Linked DNA regions of Mus musculus: regions 2, 3 and 4 are each linked to region 1. The links are chromatin loops, found by intact Hi-C in ENCODE. Cell type or tissue: heart. All regions are shown on one strand. Each heading gives the region's core, and the rest is flanking DNA. Links, peaks and the distances in the headings are about the cores only. Region 1 holds the start of Mfsd6 (major facilitator superfamily domain containing 6). Region 2 overlaps Mfsd6 (major facilitator superfamily domain containing 6). Region 3 has its middle 25 kb from the start of Nemp2. Region 4 overlaps Nemp2 (nuclear envelope integral membrane protein 2).

Evidence for each region. A loop is a pair of places that touch in the nucleus more often than their neighbours do. Peaks named below come from ENCODE experiments on the same cell type or tissue, not always from the same donor. Only the 100,000 strongest peaks of a DNase experiment are listed, where the experiment ranks them.
Region 2: it touches region 1 in a loop (3-fold over the local background); 10 of 42 quality-filtered maps call a loop at or near these places.
Region 3: it touches region 1 in a loop (3-fold over the local background); 13 of 42 quality-filtered maps call a loop at or near these places.
Region 4: a loop joins it to region 1, with 2.8 times the contacts of the local background. A loop is called at or near these places in 11 of 42 quality-filtered maps.

The regions. Positions count from the first base shown.
Region 1 is chr1:52,725,310-52,729,605 of GRCm38, reverse strand. Mfsd6 (major facilitator superfamily domain containing 6) reads left to right here and starts at 2,288. Exons shown (of 6, transcript NM_178081.4): 1 at 2,288-2,583. In heart, for the core only: a CTCF peak has its summit at 2,247; DNase peaks (open chromatin) are centred at 2,305 and 2,735; H3K4me3 peaks cover 1,708 bases; H3K27ac peaks cover 1,286 bases.
Region 2 is chr1:52,673,706-52,678,001 of GRCm38, reverse strand. Mfsd6 (major facilitator superfamily domain containing 6) reads left to right here. Exons shown (of 6, transcript NM_178081.4): 3 at 1,427-1,524. Among named protein-coding and RNA genes, the nearest start is that of Nemp2, 45 kb to the right of the region's middle. In heart, for the core only: no CTCF peak of the experiment used is centred there; DNase peaks (open chromatin) are centred at 1,121 and 1,641; H3K27ac peaks cover 727 bases.
Region 3 is chr1:52,653,596-52,657,891 of GRCm38, reverse strand. It overlaps a transcript of Mfsd6 not described here. Among named protein-coding and RNA genes, the nearest start is that of Nemp2, 25 kb to the right of the region's middle. In heart, for the core only: no CTCF peak of the experiment used is centred there; a DNase peak (open chromatin) is centred at 2,461.
Region 4 is chr1:52,646,073-52,650,368 of GRCm38, reverse strand. It overlaps Nemp2 (nuclear envelope integral membrane protein 2), which reads right to left. Exons shown (of 9, transcript NM_001142647.1): 8 at 1,443-1,619; 9 at 1-663. The coding sequence ends at 525. Among named protein-coding and RNA genes, the nearest start is that of Nemp2, 18 kb to the right of the region's middle. In heart, for the core only: a CTCF peak has its summit at 2,067 (motif pointing left); a DNase peak (open chromatin) is centred at 2,058.

The DNA of each region.
Region 1 (4,296 bases), core at 1,103-3,602:
GTATTTATCTTACTACTTAAGAACAAACAATTCTTCCAAAGGAAATAACAGAAACAAGAATTAAGAGGAGGACAAATGAAATTAAAACAGAAGAAATTAGAAATTTTCTGAGATAAAGTAAATGGAGCACACACAGGGTGACTACAAAGGAAAAGTTTGAAGAACCAAGTGGGCACAAAATATTTTGATGACAAAATATTCGCAAGGCAGCAACATTCAGGAAGTTGCCTAATTATCAAGCGCTGGTGACATGTATGAAGGCTGCATTTTCTGTCTGAGAAATGTAGATAAAATCCACAGCTACTCACCACATCAACATGTGATCTTCAACAATAACTAACCAGGGACTTGCTCCTCTGTGCACCATAGAGCACGTACATGCTATATCTGATTTCCACCTACTGTCTGTTACCAGTCCCTCTTCTGCAACCTCACCTCTGGTTTGCGGCAGCTGGGAAGAATGGTACAGCTGAGACTGGGCAACTATGAGTCTTTCATGAAACACTCCACCTGCTTTAACTATCCTGTAAGTGTTAGCCTGGCCCTTCCCTCTGGTTTCTTGCCAGGTGATTTCAACATCTATCTTTTCAAGTCTTTCTGGGGAATGTTCTCTGGGACAGCCTAACTGGCCATGTATCTGGAGGCTAATTTCCCATATCACACAGACTGGACCCTACAGAAGGGTAAAAAAAGTGTATGTGACAATGGTGTTGAGTGACAGATCATGTTTGCTTCACGCATATTTATGTTTTAAAGAGATTTTTATATTATTTTTAAAATTATAAGAAATTTAAATAAGACCCAGGAGATACTGTAAAAACTGATAAGTTAAAAGCATTATGGTTGTGGGGTGGGGGTGGGGAATCCCTGCTCTTACAAAGCCAGTTTGCTTTCTGTAGGTCAAACATTAGCCCCTCTTCCCAGGTCCTTTTTCCTACAAAACCTCTCCTCTCACACTTGATACAGTAGGATCTTCAGGCACTTTGTTCTCTCTCTCTCTCTCTCTCTCTCTCTCTCTCTCTCTCTCTCTCTCTCTCTCTCTGTCTCTCTCTCTCTCATTTCCTTAATGCATGGACAGATCAGGAGAATGCTTGCTTTCTTTTTCACTTCCGTACTGGCTGGACAGATCAGGAGAATGTTGTCTTTCATGATAGCCCAACTGGGAACTTGAAGAGCTTTTCATTTCCACACAATGAGGGATCCAGCTGTCTCCAGGTCACACCAGAGCAGATATGTCATCCTTTGTACAAATCACCTTTATAATTTTCCTCTGAAACGCTAGCAGATACCGTCTTTGTTTAACTTCCACGTCTCAACATTTCAAGTGGTCTGTAATAAGGCGTATTGACTGCAGAAACTGTCCCTGGAAACGGGGGCTGAGCATCCAGCAACTGTATATTTATACTTTTTCATAAAGAAGGGCTTCACAATTTGAAGCGTCAGGGCCTATAAAGTGCTCTTTAGTAATGTCTTATGATGCAGAGCCTGGATTTTCTTCTACTTGTTTGTAATTTTGAACCTAGTTAACTTTCAGTCTCGTTTTGTAGCTGTAACAATAGATTAACATTGCTTACATCTATAGGATTCAATGGTATGTAAACAATGCTTCCCATGTAAGAAACGAATGTTCCTAAATGTTAGCTGTCATTATTGCTGGCTCTGGATTCTCTGCTCCCCATCACAGGCACGCACATACCCTTGTCAAACCAAACCTGTATACAATCTACTTGCTATCTGAATTTAACAAATGATACAGCTTAATTCTTAGAGTAACACCTGTGCTCAGGTCACTTCTTCATTAAGGTGCCATGTTCAGATGCTGTCTGGGTTCCAGAAGCTCCTGGAGCGAGCACTGTCTTTCTCCTAGCTGTTGTCTGCGGGGTCACCCGAGGACAGTTTACCAAGGTTGTGCCTAGAACCAGACAGCATGCATCTCATCAGCAGAGTTAGCTTTGAGGGTGGCACCTATTAAGTTCTGGAAAACTGATGGCTGTCACCACCCCTAGACCAGGTTGTTATTTACTTTGGGCTTCAAGTTCTTTCCAACACCCCATCAGAGATTAGGGAGTAAAACACCGCTCAGCCCGAGCGCAATGGGGTGTGGCGGAACGGGGATGGGGCATCGCCCACCTCTTCACTCTTTAGAATATGTCACGGCAGCCGGGGCTGGATACCGGGTCCCCCGGGCGGCCCCAGAGGGCGGGAGGCCGAGAGGAGGCGGCGGACGCATCCGCCGCCGCAGGAGGCGGAGCGCTGCACCTGGCGCCCGGTTCTCCAGCTCAGCCCTGAAACGGGTCCAGCCGGTCGGGAGCGAAGGCGGCGGCAGCGAGGCCAGGCCTGGGACCAAAGCGGCGAGGAGGAGCGGACAGAGGGGTTGCGCCGGACTGCGCCGGGCCAGCGCCATCGCTCGCCCCACCCGGCTTGCATCCAGCCGTCGCGCCCGCCGCACCCCCGGGAGAGGAGCTAGCCACCCAACCGACATGCGGCGCTCTGGCCTGCCCGCCGCCGCCCCGGCGCCCCGAGCGGCCGCCCCGCACCCCGGGGACAGGGCTCCCCGCGCCTCGCGCAGCTGAGCGCCTCCAGGTGAGTGGGTCGGCGCCGCCCCGGGGCCCCGGATCCTCCTCCGTGCACCTGCTGCGGGGTGGGCGCCGCCCCGGCCCGGGGCCTCCGAGCCTATCCCGCCCTCCCGGGTGCCGCCTGTCATCTCGGGGTGCAGGACAGCGGCGTCCCCCGCGCCCGCAGCACTTCCGCAAACGTAATTGGAGTCGGGAAAACAAAGGCGCTGCCCGGGAGCCCTTGGCCGCCGCCCGCCCGCAGCTGCTGCAGAAGGTGGGGGGCGCGGGTGGGCCCCGCGGGCCCAAGCCTGTCAGAGTCCGGTCCCGGCGTCGCCTTGGAGGTAAACATCCCCGGGAGAGAGGGGGAGGCGAGCTTGTCTTCATGGCCCTTGACAGTGTCCCCCTGTGTAGCAGGAGGAAACTGACATTGTCTGCCTCCCCCGTGGAAACAAATACAGGGGGCGGTACACCTCTTCCCGGGCTGCTACCTCCTTAGGAGAAATGTCCTACGGTGTGCGTGCGCGCTGAGCACTGAGCTTCAACTCAGGCTTGGGTCCCTCGCTTCACAGAGACTACCAGGTAGAGGAAAGATTCAGATGTAGCCCCTCCTCCTCCCTTTGCCCCTCCCCACGTGGTCTTGCCCGTGGATTACCACCCTTAAGTCTGGCACACTGTGCGTTTTGATTCTCCCACACGCCTGCGAAACCACAAACATTCCCTTTCATCAAAAAAAAAAAAAATTAATAAGCATGCCTACACCCACTGGGACATATAATACCTGCCAATCCATCGTAGAAATAACCTTGTGGAGTTGAAGTTTCAACTCCCAACCAGTGTCTAAGTAGTTTTGTGTCCTTTGGTTGTTGTTACATCATCCCAGGCTGCAGTTTTCTCACACAGAGAAAAAAGATGGATACAAGATGATAGTAATCCAGTCAAATCTCCTTTAACCTTGCTGGAGGTTCACGATGTTGTGTGTAGTTGTGTGTGATATTGTGTGTGATATTAGGTGTAGTTGAAAGTAGGCAGCATACAGTTTATGTGCTACCAGCAGCACTGTAAAAGAGAACATTGGGTAGGTCCATGTTCTGCACAGAGCATTGCTTCCTTGAGACCAGGCCCTAGCCAGCTAAAAGTGTATGCATTATTGATGCCCTTATGAAGAAAAGGAGGAGGATAAAATCCTTTGCATTGGGAAGCTTGGCTCTGACACCCAATACTTGTCATTAGCATATGTGGAAGATTTTTTCATTTGATTGGTGATGAGTAAGGGTGATTGGGCGTTTTTCACAGGTTGTGAGTAAAAATTCACAATATTAAAAAAAATTGCTTAGGAAAAGGTTGAAACATTGTTACTACAATGCAAGACACATCTGGAAAGAAAAAGGGGTCTAATTTTAAAAAAATGAATTAAAACTATTAAATATTTTACAGTTTTCCAGGCTATCTATCAAGGTAAATATAAAACAAGAAGGTAGACTAAAACAGAAACAAAACAGTACATGTCTGGTGGTCTGGGTATTGAGTCATCACCAATTCTATGCAACATATATACATACATATACATAATACACACATATACATATATGCACATATTTATATCTATTATAATATATAGTACATGTGTGTCTATATATAAATAATATATATGTTAAAATACACACACACACATATATATGTATATATATATATAAAACTTCTGCATTATCTTATAGTAATATGGCACTTTTGGAATTCTTAT
Region 2 (4,296 bases), core at 657-3,156, 51 kb after region 1:
TGGGAACCATGAACAGGGCTGCTTTCCAACTTAAAAACGAAGCTGAAAGGCCTGTTTCTGTATAGGGGTTTATATCTTAATTTTCTGTGTCATTTTTTTTGGTAACAGAGAGAGGCTGATAGATTAGTAGCAAGTAAAAGTAATTTTTATCAAACAAGACTGAACTATATGCTTTTATTCACTAAGCCACATAAGTATGAACACACTATCTGTAGAACTAGATGGCCCAGGCCTCTCTCTATGGAAAGAACTTCCTTGAGGATCTCATAAGCTCCTTCTAGTAGTGTGTCCCTGTCCCCTGCACCTCCCACTTTGACTTTGTCTTTTCTTGCATACTTATGATCACTTCCAGCTAGAGGCAGTGTTTAGGGAATGTAAAAATACAGTTGTACAAGATGAGGGCAGGTGCCGATTGTCCTGTGGGTTTTCCTTCACTCTGGTTTTCATCCACTTAGAGAGCATGGCAAGCAGGCTAGGAGGAGGCTCGGTGGCTATGGCCACTTTCTGTGCTTCTAGAGGACCTGAGCTTGGTTCCCAGCACTCATAGCAGACAGCTTGCAACAGCCTGTGGCTCCATGTCCAGGAGATATGATGTTCTTTTCTGGTTTCTATGTGTACCTGGAAACATGTGCACATGTTCTGCCTGCCTGCCTACCTGCCTGTCTGTCTATCTGTCTGTGCCTCTGTCTCTCAAGGAAAGAAAATAAAAGCCTCAAGGTTAAGAAAATTATCTGTGCTGCACAGTCTTATTCTATGCTCATTTTGATTGACTTATATTTTTGGCGGTAGTAATATGAGAGATTGCTGTACATTTATCTGTTTTGTAAGAATGTGATATCACAGGTAATTTTAAAAATGACAAACATGAATCAGTGTACTCCAGAGAAAACATTTGATTTCCAGTTTATCGTTTGTCATACTTGCTTGGCTTTCAAAGATGTGAATTTTATGAAACTCTTTGGTGACCTGCATATATATATTCAAGGCTTAGGTTTCCATTTTTACACTTCCCCCGTCCACTTTAACCTCTCTGCCCATCATTGTGAAGTGACTATGGACCCAGCCATGTCTAGGCTCCAGCCACTTGGAAGGAGGCCAGCAATGTCATTATATTGCTGGCCGTGAGCCCAGACTATCTGAAAAAGCATCAGTTTTGCCACTAATGAAGTTTTTAGGAAGGGTGATGCTGGCTTTGACATTAAGCATTTGGGGACATTAAGCATAAGGCAGCAGGCAGATAAGATAGGGACAGTCTCCTTCCAACACTGGTGGTTAAGTTTTTCCATGAGGTATCCTGTTCCTAAGTTTGGAACATATCCGTTTAATTGTGAATGGTTTGGAGAGTGAAATAAGTAATACTCACAATTTGTGTTTCACACTTGACCCTCAATACTCCCTCATTTATTTATTTATTTTTCTTTTCCAGGGTTTTATACATTGGCCTGGCCTGTAATACAGCTCGCTATATTTACATTTCCTACCTGGAAAATGCCTGGACTGTCCTCCCTATGGAAGTTCTTCAAGGTAAGCTGACAGCTAGCAAGAGACCAGCCTCTTTGCTGCTCCTGCAGTGACCACAGTGGCCCTGGGCCCTGACCTTCTGCATTAGGGTCTACCCCGGAAGGAAGGGAGGGTCCACCTCCAGCTCTGATGGCAGAGGCTGGCTCTTCAGCTGCTCTGAATGCCGTCTTGTGCTGAGCCAAACAAGGCTGGATGTTTTCCACACCCTTGTTTAAACAAAGAAAGAGGAAGAAATTCGGCTGCACAGCCCTCCAAAGATGGTTTTAAAATTAAAAAAAATAAAAATAAAAAAAAAAACCGGATGTATCTTTTAAAGGTTCTTCTGTTATATTTTCTCTCTTAGGTTGTTTTTATTGCATCTGGTGGTTTATAATGAAACCTTGAGGGTCATGTTACTGTTTTTCCATGAGCCACCTAAGTCTTTGCTCAGACAAGCTCTTCCAACTTCCTTCTGTTGCTTCAGGGCACTGCTTCCCACCAAGATATAAATCTGAAAGACTCTTAGCATGTGGGTCAAGAGTACTGAATGCATTGATCTGTGTTCAAAGCTTCTTGCCATGTTAGTGTGCATGACCCTATCTAGATTCTAAAACTTTGCTAGCCTGAATAGTGATTGGTGTTATGATTTTGATTGTCAGGATAAGAATACTGGAGTAGAAGCCCTGTGACAACCTGGGCTCCTAAATCACTGTGATTGCATAATTTCATTAGCTTTCTTAGGTGTTGCTGTATCATTTCCTAACTTGAAGGACGTGAGTGTACTTTAGCCAGGCTAATGTCCTGTCATGACTCAGATTCACAGTTACTCATCTAAGTAGACTATGTAAAACACATGCTCATTTACTATAGTCCCTGCTCACAATGAAAAAAAAAAACCACGCTAAACTAAAGAATAGGTATCATTATAGTCATGTAATTATGTAATTCAAAAATAGGCATTCTTTAAAGGTGCTTTTCCCAGATCTGATATAATGTGTCATTGGTAAGAGAAAATGAGTTTACAAGTATATATACAAAGTTGGATTATATAATAGCAAGTTATTGTTTGTTAAAAGGAAAGCTATTGTCTGTAACTTAGAAGTCTGAAAGGGTTTTACAGTGAAGCACACATCTCAGCATCTTGTCACTTAACAATCATAGACAAAGTGTGGAGCAGAGACTGAAGGCAAGGCCATCCAGAGACTGCTCCACCTGGGGATTCATCCCATATACAGTCTCCAAACCCAGATTCTGTTGTGGATGCCAACAAGTGCTTGTTAACAGGAGCCTGATATAGCTGTCTCCTGAGGTGCTCTACCAGTACCTGACTAATACAGAAGTGGATGCTCTCAGCCAACCATTGGACTGAGCACAGGGTCCCCAATGGAAAAACTAGAGAATGGACCCAAGGAGCTGAAGGGGTTTGCAGCCCCATTGGAGGAACAACAATATGAACAAACCAGTACCTCCAGAGCTCCCTGGGACTACACCACCAACCAAAGAGTACACATGGAGGGACCTATGGCTCCAGCCACATATGTAGTAGAGGACAGCCTTGTCTGTCATCAATGGGAGGAGAGGCCCTTGGTTCTATGAAGGCTCTATGTCCCAGTGTAGGGGAATGCCAGGGCCAGGAAGCAGTAGTGAGTGGGTTGGTGAGCAGGGGAAGGGGGAGGGAATAGGGGGTTTTCTGAGGGTAAACCGGGAAAGGGGATAACATTTGAAATGTAAATAAAGAAAATATCTAATAAAAAAAAAACCAAAGAAATGTATTGCAAAAAAGAGAGAGAGAAAAGGATCATAAAGCAGTAAGCATGAAGAGCAAGGGTTCTCATAAGGAAAACCGAATTTGTGGCATTTCCCACTTCAAGGGTCTGTTCTTTCGTCTTGCTTAATTGTAATATCTTAATTGTTGATATATAAGGAAATTAAGATTCCATAAAGAGATCTGTGTGCCTACTAAAAATTCATGTTGCTATAAAAATATAAAAATGTATATTGCGTATTCACTAATATACTATTTTTTCCTTAAATTAAATATAGATTAGATAGAAAATGACAGTTTACATAAAAGACTCAATAAAAATAGCATTGGTGAATTTGAGCATGCTGGGTTTGTCATACCTGTTCTCCCAGCACTTGAGAGGTTGAGGGAAGACGAGTGTTGTGAGCTTGAGGCTAGCTTGAATGCAGTGTGAGATCCTGTCTATAAAAGCCAACACAAACAAACAACAAAAGACAATTCATGGCGTGATGAAAGGAACAGTCCAAGAGTTTTAGAAGAGAAGAAAACAAATGATCTTTGTTGTCAATTTAGAAATCCTTTTCTGTTATTTAGCAAAGATGTATAAGGTGAACAGAGACATGGTTTTAAAATGGGCTCAGGTGCTAAGGTCTTGCTCTGGAAGCCAGACAGACACAGTGCATGGATGGACGGCAGGGTGTGCACTTGCAGTGAGAAGCTCGTTAGAGCGATTAACTAGATTTGTGAAGCAGAGTAGAGGCCTGAACATTTTATTGCAAAATTCTTCAAGGTCTGATCTGAGCTGGCATCTGAAGGGCCACATGTGGCCTATCGGGAGTAGACACCAGCTATGGAGCAGCACTGTGGACCAAAGAGTAGATGGCAAAAGCCACCCCCACTCAGGAACACAAACACTGTGCTATGCTCAGGGCTGGATGGAGTGGCCATCACAAGCTGCTGACCTGGGACACAGGTCCTTATGGTATTCCCTTCAGAGTGTGTCATGTGGGCCCCGGGCATGTTCTGGATTGAACAAGAATTCTTCCTGAGGC
Region 3 (4,296 bases), core at 1,003-3,502, 72 kb after region 1:
TCTTAGTGAAAAGTGAGAGGGAAAAAAGTATATCTATAGTTTTATTCGTCTTGAAGAAAAGAACTTTAAAAAATATAAGACATATTGAAAAGGGAACCAGATGGAACTTAGTAGAACATATGCTTTTTTTGTTGTTTAGAAAAGTTCACTGAACTTTGTACATCTCTAGCAAATCTATTTTTATATGCATATAGTATATAGTGAGCATAGTTCTTTGGGACGCAAAGCTGTTGCTGACTACTGCATACTGAGTTGAGCTTTAAAATGTCTTTGATGCAATGGGCTGTGAGAATGAGCAGAAGTGAGAGGCTATTTCAAAGACTCCAAGCAACTCAGTATCCTAAGACATGACAGACAAGGCCTTCCTAAGCAGACCCTTCTATAGCAGCCTCTGATGCTGGATTTTAATTAGACTTGGGTTCTAATTAGCTAATGGAATTAAAAAAAAAAAAGACAACTCACCAGATTCCTAAGTGTTAAGCTAAAGAGTACTATTTACAAACAGCAGGATAAGATTTAAGTGCCTGGGGGAGGGACATGATGTTTAAAACTTACATAGTAGGTCTGTTTTGTTTGTGAAGGAGTAAGTAGGGAACCAGGAATGGGAATTCTGGGAATAAGAATGACTTTCTAAAGACTTAAGACAAGAATCTTAGAATATTCTTCTCCCCCAAACCATAGTCATACACTGAAAACTTTTGGGTTTGAGCTACAAACTACACCAGGTACCACCCCAGATAGAGGGTGTCTTGGGTGACTGCATGTAGAGCTTGCTCCTAGAAGGAAAGCAGAGGCTGTAAGAAGCCAAGGGATGCCTGCCTATATGGAAGGGGGATGCTGCTGTGGTTGAATGGGGGTCAGTCATATTGTGGATGGACACCAGAATGGTTCGAAATGGAAGCTCACCCTAGCCTCTAACATAGGAGACAGGATCAGCTGTACAGTGAAGGCCTCTGTGTGACCGTTCTGCCTGCCCCTGCCTCGGGAGGAAACATTCTACACCTGGATGCCTAGCTTCACTACAAAACACAGCTTGGAATGATGGGAACAATTAAGCTGATGGTTACTTTTGCACTTGAATGGTACTGCACTGTCAACCCCCAAGGCTCATTTTAAGTGACCTTTAAAATCAGATGTATTTATTATGCTCGTGCAATTACAGAAATGAAGTGGGAGACAGGCTGAGCCCCACCTATGAATGTACAGTATGTGGATTGTGAAAGTGACTGTAGGGAATCAGAGCGTTGTATCTTGTGTTTACAATTCTGGTTGATTTCTTTGAAAAGCTGCTGGTTTGGGAAATGCACAGTGGGTGTATTGAAATAAAAGGTAAATACCATTTTTAAATATTTCGTAAATGAAAAACACGTGACCAAACAAGAGAACATCCTCTGCTCTGTAATGAATGACACCAAATTCAATATGCCTTCGTTACAAAATGTTTACTGTGAGCGTCGATCCAACAGTGCAGTAATTTCTAGCCTTTTGAGCTGACACCTTCACGAGTTTGTGGACTTTGTGACTTTTTCTTCCTGTTCTTACAGTGCCATATGTCACTTGAAAAATATTAAAGTGAATTCCAATTAAACTTGATTTGAGAATTTTATAACCTCTCTTGAGATCCTTAGAAATACTCAGGGATGTCAAAGCTGAGGCTAGGAATCACTACCATAGTGATTTGTCCTGCTCCTCTCTGCCTGCAGGAAGTTATGCTACCCTAGAGTTCTGTGTGAACCCAACTTGGCTCGATGCTATTAACTAGACTATTCTTTTTTTTTAATTAGGTATTTTCCTTGTTTACATTTTCAATGCTATCCCAAAGGTCCCCCATACCCACCCCCCCAACCCCTTACCCACCCACTCCCCCTTTTTGGCCCTGGCGTTCCCCTGTACTGGGGCATATAAAGTTTGCAAGTCCAATGGGCCTCTCTTTGCAGTGATGGCTGACTAGGCCATCTTTTGATACATATGCAGCTAAAGACAAGAGCTCCAGGGTACTGGTTAGTTCATATTGTTGTTCCACCTATAGGGTTGCAGTTCCCTTTAGCTCCTTGGGTACTTTCTCTAGCTCCTCCATTGGGAGCCCTGTGATCCATCCATTAGCTGACTGTGATCATCCACTTCTGTATTTGCTAGGCCCCGGCATAGTCTCACAAGAGAGAGCTATATCTGGGTCCTTTTAGCAAAATTTTGCTAGTGTGTGCAATGGTGTCAGCGTTTGGAAGCTGATTATGGGATGGATCCCTGCATATGGCAATCACTAGATGGTCCATCTTTTTTGTCACAGCTCCAAATTTTGTCTCTGTAACTAGACTATTCTTAAAGCAGAGTAATAGTACATGCCAAAGGCCAGCACAGCTCAAGAGCCAGAGTCATAGGACAGTGCTACTTTATCGTCCTAGTGAGCTTGCAGTGGCAGGAAGTTGCAGTGGCAGGAAGTTGCAGTGGCAGGAAGTTGCAGTGGCAGGAAGTTGCAGTGGCAGAAAGCAGGCAGGTGGCTAGCACTCCCGGGGATTTGCAGCTTGCTCATGGGACTCCTAAGCAATATGCCTCTCGGCATATCAGTTAAGTAGAGCAGCTGCAAAAGGGGAAGTTCATCCATGGTTAGGTCATTTGTTTTTCAAAAGCCCTACCTGGTATACATAACCTTCCCCATTGAAAATATGAGGATTCTTAAGCGAATAGGGCCTAAGTTATGGGATCATGGTCAGAGCCAGGACACAGACTCAACTCTTGCTAACACCAGAGCCCTGCCTACCACCTTCCCATCCTAGTGGGAGGGAAAGCGTCCACGGTGGTACAAGACATAAATAGCCAAGCCATGAGTTCTGTGTGCCTGAAACCTATGTGTGTTTGTTTCTATTCTTGATTTCTAGACATTCTCTAAAACCTTAAATCAGCATCCCAAGCAATAGCCTTACCAATAAAACGTCCTGACAAGATTGTAGGCTACTTTTGTTGTCCCAGTATGAGTGCTATGGGCTGCTTGTGACTCTTACAGTGGATATGTACCTACTGTGTCTCTGAGGATTTCTATCTTTTTTTGTTTGGTTGGTTGGCTTTATTGTTTGTAGAACATGATTTTAGTATTTTCAACTGTTAATATTCAACAAACAGAATCATTTTAAGATATATTTTGTTGTATTTCATTTCTGATTTTATTAATTTAGATACTGTCTTTGTGCCCTCTGGTTAGTCTGGCTAAGGGTTTATCTACCTTGTTGATTTTTCTCAAAAAAACAGCTTCTGATTTTGATTCTCTGTAGAGTTGGTTTTGTTTCTACTTGGTTGATTTCAGCCCTGAGTTTGATTATTTCCTGCCATCTACTCCTCTAGGGTGTATTTGCTTCTTTTTGTTCTAGAGCTTTCAGGTGTGCTGTCAAGCTCCTGTAAGCTCTCTCCAATTTCTTTTGGGAGAACTTAGAGCTATGAGTTTTCCTCTTACAACTGCTTTCCTTGTGTCCCATAAATTTTGGTATGATGTGTCTTCATTTTCATTAAATTCTAAAAAGCGTTTCATTTTTTTTCTTTTTTTCTTCCTTGACTGAGTTATCATTGTGTAGAGCATTGTTCAGCTTCCACGTGTATGTGTGCTTTCTGTTGTTTTTATTGATATTTAAGACCAGCCTTAGTCTGTGGTGATCTGATAGTGTGCATGGAATAATTTCAATCTTCTTGTATCTGTTGAGGCCTGTTTTGTGACTGATTATATGGTCAGTTTTGGAGAAGGTACCATGAGGTGCTGAGAAGAAGGTATATTCTTTTGCTTTAGGATGAAATGTTCTATAGATATTGTTAGATCCGTTTGGTTAATAAGTTCTGTTAGTGTCTCTGTTTAGTTTCTGTTTCCCTGATCTGTCTATTCCTGAAAGTGGGGTGTTGAAGTCTCCCACTATTATTGTATGGGGTACAATGTGTGCTTTGAGCTTTAGTAAAGTTTCTTTTATGAATGTGGGTGCCCTTGCATTTGGACCATAGATATTCAGAATTGAGAGTTCTTCTTGGTTGATTTTTCATTTGACCAGTATAAAGTGTCCTTCCTTATCTTTTTTGATAACTTTTGGTTGAAAGTTGATTTTATTGGATATTAGAATGGCTACTCCAGCTTGTTTCTTGGGACCACTTGCTTAGAAAAATGTTTTCCAACCTTTTACTCTGAGGTAGTCTCTGTCTTTGTCACTGAGGTACATTTCCTGTATGCAGCAAAATGCTGGGTCCTGTTTACGTAGCCAGTCTGTTAATCAATGTCTTTCTATTGGGGAACTGAGTCCACTGATGTTAAGAGATGTTAAGGAA
Region 4 (4,296 bases), core at 1,012-3,511, 79 kb after region 1:
TGGTTAGTAACTTAGAAGCCCTGTGCATGTCTGCTTTTTAGGAGACCCACAATGACTTTGTAACATGAAAGACCGAGGAGCTTGCAGAATATATGACTCTGAGTTAACCACAGCCAGCATCAGAATTCTTTCAGCAGCACTTCGTACTATCACGTGAATAGCACCTTAGAAAGCACTGATACTGGTGAACTGGTATGGGGGAGGGGAAGGACGGAGGGCAATAATGCAGCCTTTTGAGCCAGCTCCTGGGCATCCAGAAGGGAGTTAGTGCCTGGTGAAGGGAAGGTCTCAGGTTCTGTTTACTGGTCCTAAAGAACAGGTTTGCACTGTTTCCATGAAGGTCTTCATTCAGGGCATGTGGCAATGACACTTTCAGCCTTCACACCACCACAGTAAAGCTCTCTTGCACAAATGAAAACGAGTTTTTCCTTATTTGCATGGCTTATTTTTCTCTGAGGTGCATGGGTCCCACCCAGCTGGAGTAGGATCTTTGCCTTTTATTTGCATTCCTGTTCAGAATGAAGTCAACTTGCAGGTAGACTGTCAGTCTGCAGGCTAAAGAGCTGTTCCTCCAGGAAGGCACCCCCAAGGCCATACTGCTTTTCATGTGTGCTGACTTCCTCTGGTGACAGGTGGCTGGCTCCAAGAACAAACTCTGCAAACCTTAGAAAATTTTGTTTTAAATAGTTAATTTTTGATTGGATGGAACACAGGGCCCCCAATGGAAAGTACCCAAGGAGCTAAAGGGGTCTGCAACCCTATAGGTGGAACAACAATATGAACTAACCAGTACCCCCAGAGCTCGTGTCTCTAGCTGCATATGTATCAGAAGATGGCCTAATAGGCCATCATTGGGAAGAAAGGCCCCTTGGTCTTGCAAACTTTATATGCCTCAGTACGGGGAAACGCCAGGGCCAAGAAGTGGGAGTTGGTGGCGGGGGAGGGTCTGGGGGACTTTTGGGATAGCATTTGAAATGTAAATGAGGAAAATACCTAATTAAAAAAATAGTTAATTTTGTCATGGAGGTTTATCCGAAAGATGATGTGTGCCTCCCCACTTATCCCCTTTAATTAAATTTGAATTTGTGTCAGCTGAGGATAGCATGTAAACCTAAACAGAGGACAGCATATGTGATTTCATGTGGGCAGGATTATTCATCCACAAGCAGGTGTACCAAGTCATTCCTTCAACTTCCTCTGTTCCTTCTGAGTGTAGTGCATTGTTCAGATTTCACTGTCAATGCCTCGCTCAGATCTGCATGGCATCTAAGACCTCAGCAGCTCTCCCGGCAGGCCAGAGCACCCAGGAAGTAGAACTCCCACAATTCTGGTGTAAGGTGTAACCAAGAGGAATGGTTGCTTCTAAGCAGAAACGTATGCTGCAGATACTACGTGATTTTCAAATCACTTCAAATGTGTGCTGTGGCCAGGGCAGGACTTACTTTTTAGGAGCCTGGAGTCTGGAGACAGCCAGCCAGGAAGGGAAGTCAGGCCTGCAGCAGGCTTGGCGCAGTTCCTCGAGAGCCCTGGCTGTTGCAGCTTCAGCTTGCTCCCTGTACTCGTCATCAGTGAGATACCTCGCCACCTGAGGTTCTGCTGTGAACCACGGCCTCATTTTCCTAAAACACATGACACGTGGTTGACAGATTCCTGCCCAAATCAATCCTTGTAATACTCAAAAATATGCATTTTACACGCCAACAGTCATACCTGGGAGCTCCTTGTATGGCAGACTGCACTTTGCACAGCCCTGCCATGACAGAGGGGTAAGGAATGAGTCTACTGTGCTTGCCTCTTCTCTCCCTGCCATAGCAATGGCCTAAGGCCTTGGAGAATCAATTTCTGGTTGAGATGTTGATTAAACTTTTTTCATTGATTTCTAATCAAACAATTAGACAAAATGTCTGGCTTCCTACTTTGTCTGCTGTTTTTTTTTTTTTTTTTTCTTTTTTTGGCAAGCTTTCAATGTGTCCTTTCATTAAGACCAACAGGGAGGAACACCACTTACTACACTACGAAGAAGCTGGAATTGTGGGGTATCACCCCCACCTAGTGGTGGTGCCTCTGATTAACCCGACACAGAAAGGAGATGCTGCACAAGATCCATCAAGGAAAGGAACTTGAATTAGTTCTTCTTTGGCTACATACACACCAAGAACCCAGAGGCTGGATGTTGTCTTCCAGTCAGGAAAGGGATAAATATCATAAAACTATAGCAATCTGCACGTTAGGAACTCAAGATGATAACAGAGACATATGGCACCTGAACGAACGAACTGGTTTGAAAACCAAGTGACGTTGTTTTTTTTTTTTTTTCTCCTCTTCTGAACAACTAGCCAGGTTTCCTATAGGAAAAACCCAGGCTCTGACCCAGAACACTGGAGCACAACCCAATTTGAAGGTGACCTCACTGTCTGAACTTGGCCAATCTCTTCCTGGTTCCACTTCACTGTGTCACATGGTAAGGACAGCAGAATGCTTGCCTCATCAGCCACTGAAGAGATGAGGTGGGATATTTACACAAACTGCTCAGTCATCATCAAAAAAAACAGCTATTATATATTAACATAAACACAAAGAGCACTTTGCAAACTAGAAAGTGTGATAAAAAGTAAACACATTTTTTGCCTGGTTTATTATTTAACCTGTAGACTTCTTTCTACTTTAGTCCCTACTGTCTCAGATAATTATTCTCTACCAATGGGTAAAGTAGACAGCATAGCAGTACATATGTATTGCTATAGAATGCCCCTCAGACACATAATGGAGCCATCATGCAAATGAGAACACACTTGCTATTGGCAAGACAGTAGCTAAGGGAAGGAGATAGGAACTCTGTGTTCCTTGGGCCACAAGCCCGGCAGGCTGTGCAGTGGCCGGCCACCTCCTAGTGGAGGGGCCTCTTCTCAGATGGGGCCAGGAGAAAAGCCCTTTGGTCTCAAGGCATCCCACTTACACTGCTGCCTTTTATCCTATGACTACCTTGTACTGTTTCTAATGTTTTACCCAAGTGATGCTATCACACACAGGGCCACTAGATCCAGAAACTACCTGACACTATGGAGTCTGCTTCCTCACAGCCAATGATCAAGCATCTATTAACTCCCTTTACCAGCCTTAACCTCACTTTCCTACTCCAAGTCTCTCTCTGTGTCTGCCTGGACCACAGCAATGTCTAAGAATACCTTCTACTACAGGACTTCCCTGTTGACCCTATGCCAGAAAGCAGATGGGTCTACCCCACCAGCCAACAATTACTCATCTCTAGTTTAGTTTTTCCTGGGTGAAGTTTCTACTTTTCATTAGATTAACTGCCAGCATTTTCAGTGAAAGAATTACATCTAAGTACTAGTCTACATTTACAGTTTCCTTTGAATATCAGATCTGAAAGCAGAATCCACATTTTAGCAACAATCAACTCCTGCTTGTTTTAAATGCTGCCTTTGTGATGGGGGTGCAGTGCAGAGTTTCCCATAGTCCTGTTGGCCACCCACTGCCTTGCTCCTGCCTGGGCCCAAACTTTTGGACTTATACCTTCTGTCTAGACAGGAGGCAGTGAACGAATGGAAATGCGCACAGCTGAGCCCCACACCAAGCCCCACACACAGAACCAGGCTGGACTCCTCAGTGAGCCCATCCAGTATGGCCAGGGCACACCTCACTCAGTGTACTGACAGCACTGTTGCCTGGTGATGGCTTTATAGGGGGCCTTTTCTCTGTCAGGAATGCATTCCACATCTGTTCAAGGGCCACCCTGGGTCATTACTTAAGATTCAACCCAATGATATCTCTTGCAGGAAGTCCTTCCTGGATTAACACTTTAGTTCCGGGGGAAGCTGTTTTCATACTTAAAGGATACATAGTGTTAGGGCTAGAAAGAAGATTCAGTGGCTAAGAATGACAAGTGCTCTCCAGAGGACTGCAGTATGGTTCCCAGCACCCACACCAGGTGCTCACGACTGCACGTAACTGCAGCAACACAGGACCTTCTGGCCATTCTGAGTACCCACAAACATATGGCAGACACACACAAACACATACACACATATACACACTTTTTTTTTAAAGGCAGTTGATATATAATTGCATGCCCACATCTCTACAATATACATCCTCAAGAGCAGGACCATCTCCATCTGTGTGCCTGACACAGATGCAGGCTAAGGAAACACGTAACAATACTGTGTCAGCAGAGGTGACCTTATCTTTCTTTCTGTATTTTCACGAGGCTAAATTTAAAATGTAAAACAAAGTGAGCCCTTAATAAAAATGAACTGAGTAACTCCTTCCAATCAT